Regions from separate parts of the Homo sapiens genome. Here all the other regions are linked to region 3. The links are chromatin contacts, found by Hi-C or POLR2A ChIA-PET in ENCODE. All regions are on one chromosome and are shown on one strand. The core of a region is the stretch at or near the end of the contact, and the rest is flanking DNA. Distances in the headings are between cores, read along the strand shown. Region 1 overlaps COLQ (collagen like tail subunit of asymmetric acetylcholinesterase). Region 2 has its middle 36 kb from the start of COLQ. Region 3 has its middle 25 kb from the start of CAPN7.

What was found. A loop is a pair of places that touch in the nucleus more often than their neighbours do. ChIA-PET counts read pairs that join two places held with the same protein, here RNA polymerase II (POLR2A). Pooled maps may share reads with other maps.
Region 1: a pooled map shows a loop between it and region 3 (2.4-fold over the local background). The contact joins two enhancer-like sites. A Hi-C loop is called at or near these places in 2 of 50 pooled maps. POLR2A ChIA-PET finds 5 or more read pairs at or near these places in 2 of 52 experiments (OCI-LY7 and WTC11).
Region 2: a loop to region 3 is called in a pooled map, with 3 times the contacts of the local background. The contact joins two enhancer-like sites. A Hi-C loop is called at or near these places in 1 of 168 maps with a recorded cell type or tissue (sciatic nerve) and 4 of 50 pooled maps. POLR2A ChIA-PET finds 5 or more read pairs at or near these places in 1 of 52 experiments (activated B cell).

What each region holds. Positions count from the first base shown.
Region 1 is chr3:15,466,141-15,469,873 of GRCh38, reverse strand. It overlaps COLQ (collagen like tail subunit of asymmetric acetylcholinesterase), which reads left to right. Exons shown (of 17, transcript NM_005677.4): 12 at 3,437-3,533. Among named protein-coding and RNA genes, the nearest start is that of MIR4270, 28 kb to the left of the region's middle. Within about 2 kb of position 2,458, at least 6 of the 41 ENCODE cell types and tissues checked have a DNase peak (open chromatin) inside an H3K27ac peak, as active enhancers do.
Region 2 is chr3:15,555,980-15,559,607 of GRCh38, reverse strand. No RefSeq gene overlaps it. Among named protein-coding and RNA genes, the nearest start is that of COLQ, 36 kb to the right of the region's middle. Within about 2 kb of position 1,852, at least 9 of the 41 ENCODE cell types and tissues checked have a DNase peak (open chromatin) inside an H3K27ac peak, as active enhancers do.
Region 3 is chr3:15,179,036-15,182,888 of GRCh38, reverse strand. It overlaps the pseudogene COL6A4P1. Among named protein-coding and RNA genes, the nearest start is that of CAPN7, 25 kb to the left of the region's middle. Within about 2 kb of position 2,433, at least 2 of the 41 ENCODE cell types and tissues checked have a DNase peak (open chromatin) inside an H3K27ac peak, as active enhancers do.

The sequences.
Region 1 (3,733 bases), core at 1,209-3,708, 290 kb before region 3:
ATCTGTGGCCCACAAACTTAATCTTACATCAAGATCACCTGGGGGTGGGGCCGGTGATTAAATACAGATGTACAGATCCCCCACATCAGGTGCAATGGTTGTAGTTCCAAGCTTGCCACTCCTCATCCCCAGTGCCTAGGCCTTATTTTCCAAAGACCATAATATAATTGACCTGGAATGAGCTTTCAGCATGGGTTTGGTTATTTTTTTTTAAGCTCCATATGATTTTAATGTGCAGCCAGGTTTCAGAACCATAATAACACTATGAAGCCAATTCTGGTCTTTTCCCAATCAATTTAGAAAGAACACAGGCTCCAACCTGGAAAATTTAGACTGTGCAGTAACTTTCGAAGTTACAATCATCCAGTCCAGTTTTCAAACTTTGATCATGGGTAGCATGGTCATGGTTTCACAATGATGCCACAGATACCAATTTCTTAAAAGTAGGCTCAGATAAAAAAGGAAAAATATGGGGGAGAAATCTTTTCTTATATCACTTTATCCCCTCCTAATGATTTCCATTCATAATATTTTAAGCTTGGGGTTCCAGAAGCTTCCTGGCTTCCTTCTGTCTTGGGCAGTGTTTGCCTTTTCCTAGTTCCTGGCGATAACCAAAGCCAGGAAGGCCATTTCTTGAGCCTGCTGAGACTAATTCCGTTGGAATCATAAAAGCTACACCAAAACCACATCTGGGAGCTCAGAGAAGTTAGAGAAAAGAGCCCAAGCTTTCGACAAGACATTGTGAACAACCCGAGGGTGCTGCAAACCCTCGGTGTTGGGGTCGTTCCAGTTGGGAGATAACGAATTGTTAGCCTTAGAAGCCTGATGTGGTATTTATTTTTATCATGAATTAATCTCCCAGCATAGTCTTACATACTCTTTGTTTGTTGGCCAGCAGTGCTGAGAGTCTCTGAAAGTTATTGTTAAGTCAATCCAAAGCCAAAAATCAGAAATTCAGAAGGAATTTCAGATAGTAATTTCTGTGCCAGAAGGATTACAGAGACCACTTAATCCAGTCTCCTCAGGTTATTCTCAAGGAAGCTGAGGGCCAGGGAGGTGGAGTTGCTTGCCCAAGACCCCTCCATGAAGTCAGCTTCAAAGCCAGGATTAGAATCCAGAGAGTTGAGTTGAGACCAACTTTCCCCACATGACTTCTTCTCTCAGCTACCTTCATGCTTCAGGACTTGCCTTCAGGCAAGCCCAGGAAAGCAGCTGTTGACTTTATTATAAAAATCTTCTCAGCCGGGAGTGGCGACTCATGCCTATAATCCCAGCACTTTGGGAGGCCAAGGCAGGCAGATCACCTGAGGTCAGGAGTTCGAGACCAGCCTGGCCAACATACAGTGACATCCCACCTCTACTAAAAAATACAAAAATTAGCTGGGCATGGTGGCACACACCTCTAGTCCCAGCTGCTTGGGAAACTGAGGCAGGAGTTGCTTGAACGCAGGAGGCAGATGTTGCAGTGAGCTAAGATCACGCCACTGCACTCCAGCCTGGGCGACAGAGCAAGACTCCGTCTCTCAAAAAAAAAAAAAAAAAAAAAAAAAAACTTCAGTAACTGAGAAACAATTTCCTTGAGAGAGATCACCCAACTTTGTGGCAAATAAGGAATAAAGAATGCCTTTCCTGGAAAGCTCTACTCAGTGAGTCCTGCTGATAGAGACGTGGCTCATTCTGAGCGATGGCCGATAAGCGGAATATTCCATTACTGCTGGTGTCAGAATGAAGGAGCATTTCCAGCTCCTTCAAGCTTTGGCACTTCCTTTGCTCAGAGCCAGCTGACATGGCCGTTAGAAAAACAAGACTGAACTGTGGCTATATTAAGATGTGTGACTTCCTTTGCCATCCTGAGACCCAGCTTGGTTACTGCAGGGAATGCTTCAGCTAGGCTGAGGCTTAAGAACTCCCTCCATAAACATGGAATCAGAAATAAACTCTGACCTCACGGATCCCATATTCAGAGTTCAAGAACTCCTTGCACATTACCAAGACGGCCCCCAGTGCCATGTGGACAAGGCAGCCGGTCACCTGTCACCGTTGTGGCTGGAAAGGAGTCCCAAGCCTGCCTGCTCCCCAGATTTGAGGAAGATTACATTTCATCAGGTGGGCAAGCCTGCCAAGGCGCAAGTGTAGTAAGAAGAACCAGGTCAAAAATGGCAAGTGTCAATCACTGCTCTGATTAGGCCTGAGGCAAGAGCAGACAATTAGCAAATTGCTCAGGGGAAGAGTCAATAGCATGCACCAGCCTTGGTTTCGGGGTGACTCCTAAGAGCAACCCTGAGGGAGAACAAAGAGCCCAGTCTTTGCTCTTGATACTCCCAGAATAGGCAGAAAAGAGGACACTCCATGTGGAACGGCTGTAGCCACAGATGTGCCCTTTTTAATAAACCAAGACTTAACTACGTGAAACAGATGGAACCAAGCCAGTTGCTGTGATAATTGGCTTGCCCCACATAGCTCTTCGTTCTGTACAAACCACATTTTCACATCTGAGATCTTTGTTAGTTTCACAGACCTATGTGGGTGTAAATTTACTGGCCTCATTTTAAAGATGACAAAACTGAGGTACAAAGCAATGACATGAGTTACCTGGAGTCTCAAGGTCAAGGTGAAACCTCTGGATTTACAGATCAGCAAAGCTGCCTACCATTGTGTTTCTAGCATCTTTGTCCTCCCTCATTTCATCTGGGGAAAGGAGGTGAGCTAGACAGATTCCAGCCCATAGGGAGTGTATGTCTCATGGGGAGACATCAATGAAATGACCACACAAATAATCCATATGCTATGATCTGGGATAAATGCCATGAAGGAAACAGGCTGAGTTATGAGAGCTTATGGTGGGGTGAACTGACTCCATCCAGGAAGGTCAGGGAAGGCTTTGCCATAGGGCATTTGAGCTGAGAGCCAAAGGGTGAGTGACAGTTAACTAGGCTAGGGGGAAGGAAGAGATTTTGGGGCAGAGAGAAGGGTCTTGAGAAGGGGGATAATAGACATGGTGCCCTTGAAGACCAAAAAGGCCAAAAGGCTGGAATGAAGCTGGAAAGCCTAGCCATGCAAGGCTTCGCAGGCTGCAGTAAAGAGCTAAGTCTTTATCCTGAGTGCAACGGGAAGCCAATGAGTGAAAATAGCTCATTTCTAGGCCTCCATTTCCTCATCTGCCCAGGGCCTAGAGTAGATTTGACTGGTTCCTTTCAGCTGCCATGTGCCACATTTGTAGAGCAAGAACTAAGGTCTACAAATTTGTAGCCATCACTATCTCAAATGTCACTTGCCCTAAGCTTATTAAGAGCTCGATGGTCAAGACCTCTGGAGCTGCATCCCCCACTGGGCTCTTGCTCCTTAAGTGCAAGGTGATCTCTGATTTGGTGATAAATGGGGCGGGAAGCTTGCTATGTCATGCTTTCATAACAGGCTCTGCCTTTCTCTCTGTCAGGGACAGAAAGGGGATAGTGGAGTTATGGGCCCACCAGGCAAGCCTGGGCCTTCTGGTCAACCTGGCCGTCCGGGGCCCCCAGGCCCCCCACCTGCAGGTAAGAGCTACACTGCTTCACTTGATCCACTGTTGGAGTACTGGCCAGCCTCCCAGAGAGGGCACAAGGAGATGCCAGCAGAGATGCCTTGTGTTTCAAGTTAGAAACTACCAGAGACACTCCAATATCTTTGTAATTTCTCCACGATTTAGCTCATTCAACTTTTATGCAAGAGAGATAAATGCCATTCTGAATTTGTT
Region 2 (3,628 bases), core at 603-3,102, 380 kb before region 3:
AATTTCAGGATATATTTGGACTAGCGACCTAAGTTCAAGCATACCACATTTAGACCAACAGAGTTAACCTTAATCTATAAAGAACTCAGACTAGGGACAGTGGCTCACACCTGTAATCCCAGCACTTTGGGAGGCTGAGGCGGGTGGATCACTTGAGATCAGGAGTTCAAGACTAGCCTGGCCAACATGGTGAAACCCTGTCTCTACTAAAAATAAAAAAGTTAGCTGGGCATGGTGGCACACTCCTGTAATCCCAGTTACTCAGGAAGCTGAGGCTCGAGAATCGCTTGAACCTGGGAGGCAGAGGTTGCAATGAGCCGAGATCCCGCCACTGTTCTTGAGCCTGGGCAACAGACTTAGTGTGACTCCCTTTCAAAAATAAAAAAATAAAAATATAAAGAACTCTTATATATAAGAAAAATATTAAGGTGCCAGTAGAAAAATGGGCAAAGGGCGTGAATGTACAATTCACAGAAAAAATATAAATGCTCAGTAAAAGCATGAATATGAATATGTAAGTTATACTGAAAATCCCTTTTTTTTTCCTGGCCTATCCACTTGGCAAAGAACTTTCTAAATTAATCTGAATTTTGGTGAAGTGGAAGTGAAAATGGAGACTCCTATGCTGCTGATGGAAGTTGAAGTTGGTACATTTCTGTAGAGTAATTCTAGCATTGCAGGTATTTGGAGTCTTAAAAATGTTCATACCGCGTAAGTTTTGACCCCGTGAGCTTTTTTTTTTTTTTTTTCAAGACAGGGTCTTGCTCTGTTGCTCAGGCTAGAGTGCAATGACATGATCACGGCTCACTGCATCTTTGACGTCCTTGGACTCAAGTGATCTCTCCATCTCAGTCTCCCGAGTTGCTAGGACTACAAGCGCATACCACCATGCCTGGCTACTCTTTTATTTTATTTTTGTAGAGACAGGGTCTCACTATGTTGCCTAGGTTGGTCCCAAACTCGTGGGCTCACGCTATCCTCTTGCCTCTGCCTCCCAGAGTGCTGGGAATATAGGCATGAGCCACTGTGCCAGGCCCCATTGAGCTTATTTGGGAATATATCCTGAAGAAATAATAAAATATTTGGTCAAATATTTATATAAAAGGCCATGTAGCGTAGTTTTATTTAGGAACAATTCCAATGTTTAATAGTAGGACATTGGTTACATAAGTGATGGTCTATCATCATAAAATAAAAATTGTATTATTTATTAATTGAAAAATAATCACAATACAACGTGTGAAAAGGGCAAGCTACAAAATGAAATGGAGTGAAGTAAGGAAATAACCATAATCATGCATACCTGCTTGCTTACAGAACAGAGATGGGCACAAAATAAACTAAAATTGTAATACAACTTGGTAGATGGAATTGTAGGCAATTTTTATTTAATTTTTTCCTTTATAGAATTTTAAAAATAATTATGTAATTTTTATTATCAGAAGCAGGCACTATTTTAAAAGAATATTTGAAATGGAAAAGCATCACTTATTTTCAGGGTCATTCGTGTTTTTTATCTGCAGTTTTACATAAATTGAAGCATAGGACTTTATATCAAAATTCAGCTTGTTTGCACCACCCATATCAGACTTGTCTACACTGGCTAGTTTAGGCACAAGTGACCACCATGAAGTGGTAGACTTCAGTTTTAGGGGTGAACCCAGAAGATACTGTGACTTGGCCCCTGACAGGCTCGTGGAAGCAGCCTCATTTCTCAGGTATTCTTATGTCCTGCACAGGAGGAAGAGACTATGAAAAGGAGCATTCAGACTGGATAGTTCATGTAACCTCATCAGTCTCCTCCCACTCTGCCTCCGGACACACCTCTGGCAGCCGAATGCAATATAAGATTTTGCCATTAGGTGGTGTAGAGGGCTTGATTAATATTTGTAAGTTGAACTGTGTAAATTTGTTACTAAATACTAGATAAAATTTGGGGAAAATGCCCCTTTCCTAATCATACTCTCAGAGAAAAAAAAAATGCTGACAGGTTATTAGACTGTCCAGCAGAGGTCAGTCTAAGTGTATAAAGACCACATTAGTCCAGGGGCACTAATTGACAGAGTCCATTGACTGCTTATTTAGTAAAAATGATCTTGAAATTAATCTCCTCATAGAAGATTTTCCTTAGAAGGATAAAATATTGAAAATACCCCTCTAAAATGAATCTATTGGTTGATAGATATTTGATAGAATATTTTGTAGCCCCTAGTTTAATAATGAATTTCTTATGTGATCCTATTATATGTGTTAATAATATCCAATTGCCTCATAAAAACTGAGCTTCGAAAGATTATGGCAGTTTTCTTAATTTAGAAAAACCCAGAATCCAGGGTTGAGGAGATGAATGGGAAATGAGTTTTATTATTATTATCATTATTTTGAGACAGCGTATTCTTATGTTGCCCAGGCTGGAGTACAGTGGCACAGTCATAGCTTACTGCAGCCTCGAACTCCCGGGCTCAAATACTTCTCCCACCTCACCCTCCCAAGTAGCTAGGACTACAGGTACATGCCACCACAACTGGCTAATTTTTAAAGTTTTTTGTAGAGATGGGTCTCACACTGTTGCCGAGGCTGGTCTCAAACTCCTGGGCTCAAGCTGTCCTCCCACTTCAACCTCCCAAAGTGAAATGGTTTCTTAGGTTACTTTCTCTACTAATAGTCTTTCCAGAAATCTTTCATATTTCATGGGGTTATTTGGGGATTCAGAAAGCCACCCAGAAGCTCCTAGCCCAATGCCTGGCATATAAAAGGCACTCAATAAGTGCCACTGCATTTTAGGAAGGTGAGAATTTAGAGAAGAGAACACCACTTGGAATCCCTGCTTAGCGGTGAATGTGAAAGTAGACATAGTGGTTTCCCTTTTCTCAAGTGACTGGGTCTTACTTCAAGTAAATTAGACATTTCCTGGAGATCAGGGGTTGTGTATTTTCACTTCTCTATATAGCCATAGTACTCTTTAAGAGTTCACTAACTACGTGTTAAATGGGAACTCATGATGGTTAACAATAGCTCAGTGGAGATGTTCTACAGTTATTTCATACATGCTACTTTGAAGTAGCTCAGCTTATTTTGTGAAGTGAGTGTATGTGCCATAGGGAAAAAAAGTCTCAAATCCATTGCAAGAAAATGGTAGGACTTTTGGACACTGAAGGAAAAAGAAAATGAAATGGAAAATTATATTTAATCCCAAATTGTTTTTGTTCCTTTATTTTCAAGACAGTTAGGCAGTGGGGAAGCAGTGCATGCCAATGAAGAAGCAGCCCATGACTCTGAAATAATGCAAATGTAAAGTGATTACAGTAGAACATCATATGACTGTTTTAAGAAAGTAGGAAACCAGGCTGGGCGCGGTGGCTCACGCCTGTAATCCCAACACTTTGGGAGGCCGAGGCGGGCGGATCACAAGGTCAGGAGATCGAGACCATCCTGACTAACACGGTGGAACCCCGTCTCTACTAAAAATACAAAAAATTAGCCGGGCGTAGTGGCGGGCGCCTGTAGTCCCAGCTACTTGGGAGGCTGAGGCAGGAGAATGGCGTGAACCCAGGAGGCGGAGCTTGCAGTGAGCCAAGCCATTGCACTCCAGCCTGGGTGACAGAGTGAGACTCTGCCTCAAAAAAAA
Region 3 (3,853 bases), core at 1,184-3,683:
CCCAAGTGTTTCAAAATTGGAAGTGTAATATTTTATTGCAATGATGATGATGAGGATCATGTTGATGATCCATTAATTTATTTTGGATCATTTTTCACACCTTCAGACTCTCAAGCTCTTTACCCTCATACAGTTATTAATTCACTAGGGCAATCTATTCTTTAAGATTCATGCATTTTTTTTTTTACCCTTAGGTAAAAGTTTATTGAAGGATAGGATATCTAAAGTCTTAAAGTACCTTTCCTTTAGTTACTTATACACCTCCGGGAGGAGGCACTAGTGGGAAGTTATGTAGAAACTGAGGAACAGAGAAATCTAATTATAGCACATCTATTTCCTGGAAAAACACTGGACCAATTCCCTAGGGCATGTTTGTAATACAGTGGTCAATACAGTAGTTGTCTCAAATCAGAGCTAAGACCTCTAGACTCATCACATAAAACCTGAAAGTTGAAACAGCTTGCTCAAGTCTGCAGAGCAAATAGCCAAGCTCAAACCAGAATCAAGGCCTATGGGCTTCCTTTAAAGTCAAGACTTCTCCCAGTATTTTCTGTTGGTGTAAATAATAAAGTAAATAAAATAAATATGGTTATCTCAAATTTTTGAATCCCTCTTAAGGAGTAAGTTGAGCATGAACAGTCAAGATGTGTTTTTAGGGAGTGGGGGGTGGTTTTCACTTAACACTTTCTGGAAAGAGAAACGCAGCTGTTGGGTGTCTGCTATTCCTGGGTGTTGTGATGATCACTTCCACACAATATTCTATTTAAAGAACCCAAGACTAGGAAGTGATTTAGACATGCTAGAGATTCTTGCTTAAACTCTTTGGTTTGTTTAAGAATGTGCTTTAACTATTCACAATGGCAAAGACATGGAAGAATTCTTTTGAATTCTTTTGAATTACATATTGGGGCTCCAAGAAGGTTTATTTTATTTAACAAACACCTAAAGAGTGCCTTCTGTGTGCCAGGAATGGGTAAAGTGTTTTATAATAATGAACTCAATCCTGATAACACTATAAGGTAGGTGCTATTATTGCCCCTATTTTACAAATGGGGAAACCAAGGCAGAGAAAAGTGAAGCAATTTGCCTAAGATCCACTATTAGATAGTGGATCGAAGACTCAAGCCCAGGCAGTCTATCTCCAAGAGTCCTTGCTTTTTAACCACATACATTCTGCTGAAGGCAGCTGTGAGATTGGCTGGCCAAGAATATAAAGATGAGGTATTCCCTGTTCCACTTGGAACCTCTCATTCAATGGGATTATTATGTTCTTATTTTTAAACAAATGGACTTTCTTAGAGTAAAAAAAATAGAAATGGAATTGAGAGTAGACAATTTCCATGGACCCCTTTGGAAATGGATCTAAGCTTTGGGGAGGGAGGTCTGATGTTCTGCTTTTTTTTTTTTTTGAGAATGTATGAGGTATTTTCAGACTAGGCTTATTTGACCAGGCAGATGTGCTCCTGAGATACTTGAATATTTTAGCATACCACAACTGTTTATCAGGTTATTCCACTCTTGCATAAATATACAAACAAAATCATTCAGAAATGTTTATGACCCACCAAATGAATGCAGTGTGTGAAATGGAAGTTCTATGCCATGTCCTGTATGCTTTCTCCTTTTATAGCCACATCTGGACAACTTTAAATAGTGAAGTCTGAGGTGTACACTCTGGGTGTTTACAAAATTCTTCCCGAGTTGGATCAGCAAGACCATTTTCCTTGCACAATTGAAACAATGTGGGAACATTTCCCTCTTTATTTTGATAAAGCCTATGTTGATGTGGGGAAAGACATCCTTATGCTTTAAAAAAATCAACTTCATGAGGCATAATTTATAGTCAATGTGTTGGACACATTTTAAGTGCATGAAGGCACATTTTTTAATTACAAGGTTTCTTCTTTTCTCTAGGTCCACATCTAGAATGGAGACTTGGAAGATATTTTGGGGGATCATCCTCCTTGAAGCTGGTTTTGGCTTCAAGTCACAGAGGATTGGTAATACCTGGGTTTCTTTAAGCTGAAAACCATCTAGTGGTAGTGACCATCTTAAAAGGAAATATTACAGAAGCTTCAGAATTAATAAGAGGCAATCGATTCATTGAAGGAGAATTTAGTCAGAATCTGGAAGCTTATAGTGAATGGTGGGCACTTGTTTTTTCAGTACTTAACCCCAAATGACAAAAAAATAGATATTAAAAACTTCCATACTCTGAAATGTATTACTAGGTTCTCAAACGCTTTTGTAAACAGGAGTCTGTTCTGCATTCTGCCTTTTCTCTTCGGCAGAGCTGTTCTGAGGAGTAATTATCATCACAAGACGGATCGCTTCACTGAGTGCTAGTGACACATCTGCAATTTTTTGCAGTTATTTTAATAGATTGTTGGGACTTTCCAAGATGAAAGTCTCATCAGAAGAAGATTATTTGAGTAGCCTGAAGTGCCAGTGAGACAATATTGAGGTTTAAATATTCAAATATAATTACACAGGCTGTTATTTGTTGGGGGAAAAAAAAACCATGAAGCTCTCTCAGTTTTCCTTTTGGCTCTGACTCCCTTCACTTGTGAACAGAAGCTGTGACAGTCTTTTCATGTTTCAAACACCTTCTAAAACATTCAAAGAACTAGTGGAGGGGTTAAGAAAGTGACAGTCTACGAAAATGTAATACATCTCTCAAGTTGCATATGATAGAACTGAAACTTACTTGCCTTGAAAATATTCTACAGCTGTGTGGTTTCCTCTGATTTGAAAGATCAGGGAAACACTTCGTGGTTTGCATTTGATCACCCCTGAAAGAGATGTTAAGGCGACAAGCCAGTCAGCCATCCCTGGAACAGTCATTGAATTCTCCCAGTAAGACTGCACTTTGGAGGGTTGAAGGGAAATAAAGCTTAAAGGACCTGAAGTTCATTTATTGTCTGCCTTTTCCATGATCAGATTCCACTTGGCTTTATGACCAATGTTATGCAAACTTCTGAGAGGTGGGACCCAGGACTCCAGAAGTGACAAGTGGATTAAGTGTCCCTGGATTATACCAACCTCCCCAAGCCCTCTCTGTCTAGACTCTCACTTGGTCTTTGCCTTTCTGTAATATGGATTTCTAATTTAATCTTCATGGCAGTTCAGGGTATGGACTAGATATCAGGAGACCTGGGTCCTAATTCTGGCTCTTTGAATGGATTTACATGAGTTACTTTGCCTTTCCAGGTCTTATTTTCCTTCTCTTTGAGATAGCTGAATTGGACTCCTTATTTTATACTTGTACTGTCCAATACAGGGGCCACCAGCTGCATGTGACTCTCTGAATTAAAATAAATCAAAATTCAGTAAAATATGAAGTTCAGTTTCTGTTATACTAGCTACATTTCACGTGCTCAGTTGCCACATGTCTAGCAGCTACAGTCTCATATAATTATTTCTAGCACTAAAATTTTAATTCCATTATTTGTTTTCATTAATGTTCAAGATTTCCATCCTTATAAGTGCTGTCTCTTTCCTTTCTCTCTTTTCCTCTATTCTTTCCTTCCTCAATATTTTTGGGTATCTGCTCTATGCTAGATGCTCATGTGGTGAACAAACAAACAAAATACATGGTTATCTGTTCTCATGGATCTCACAGTCTAGTTGGGGAAATTGCCATTAACTAAATAAGCACAATCATGAATGTTACATTACAAACAAAGATAAAAGAACATGATCCTATGAGAATTTACCAAAATTTGCTCCAGTCCTGCAGCCACTTGGTGTCTGATGTCTTCCATGCTGGAGGCCAGGATGGGCCCAGATGGGGTACCAATGGGCCTGGCCACTGTTGAGATGGTGGTTTCCAGGCTTGTAGCTGGGGCTGGGG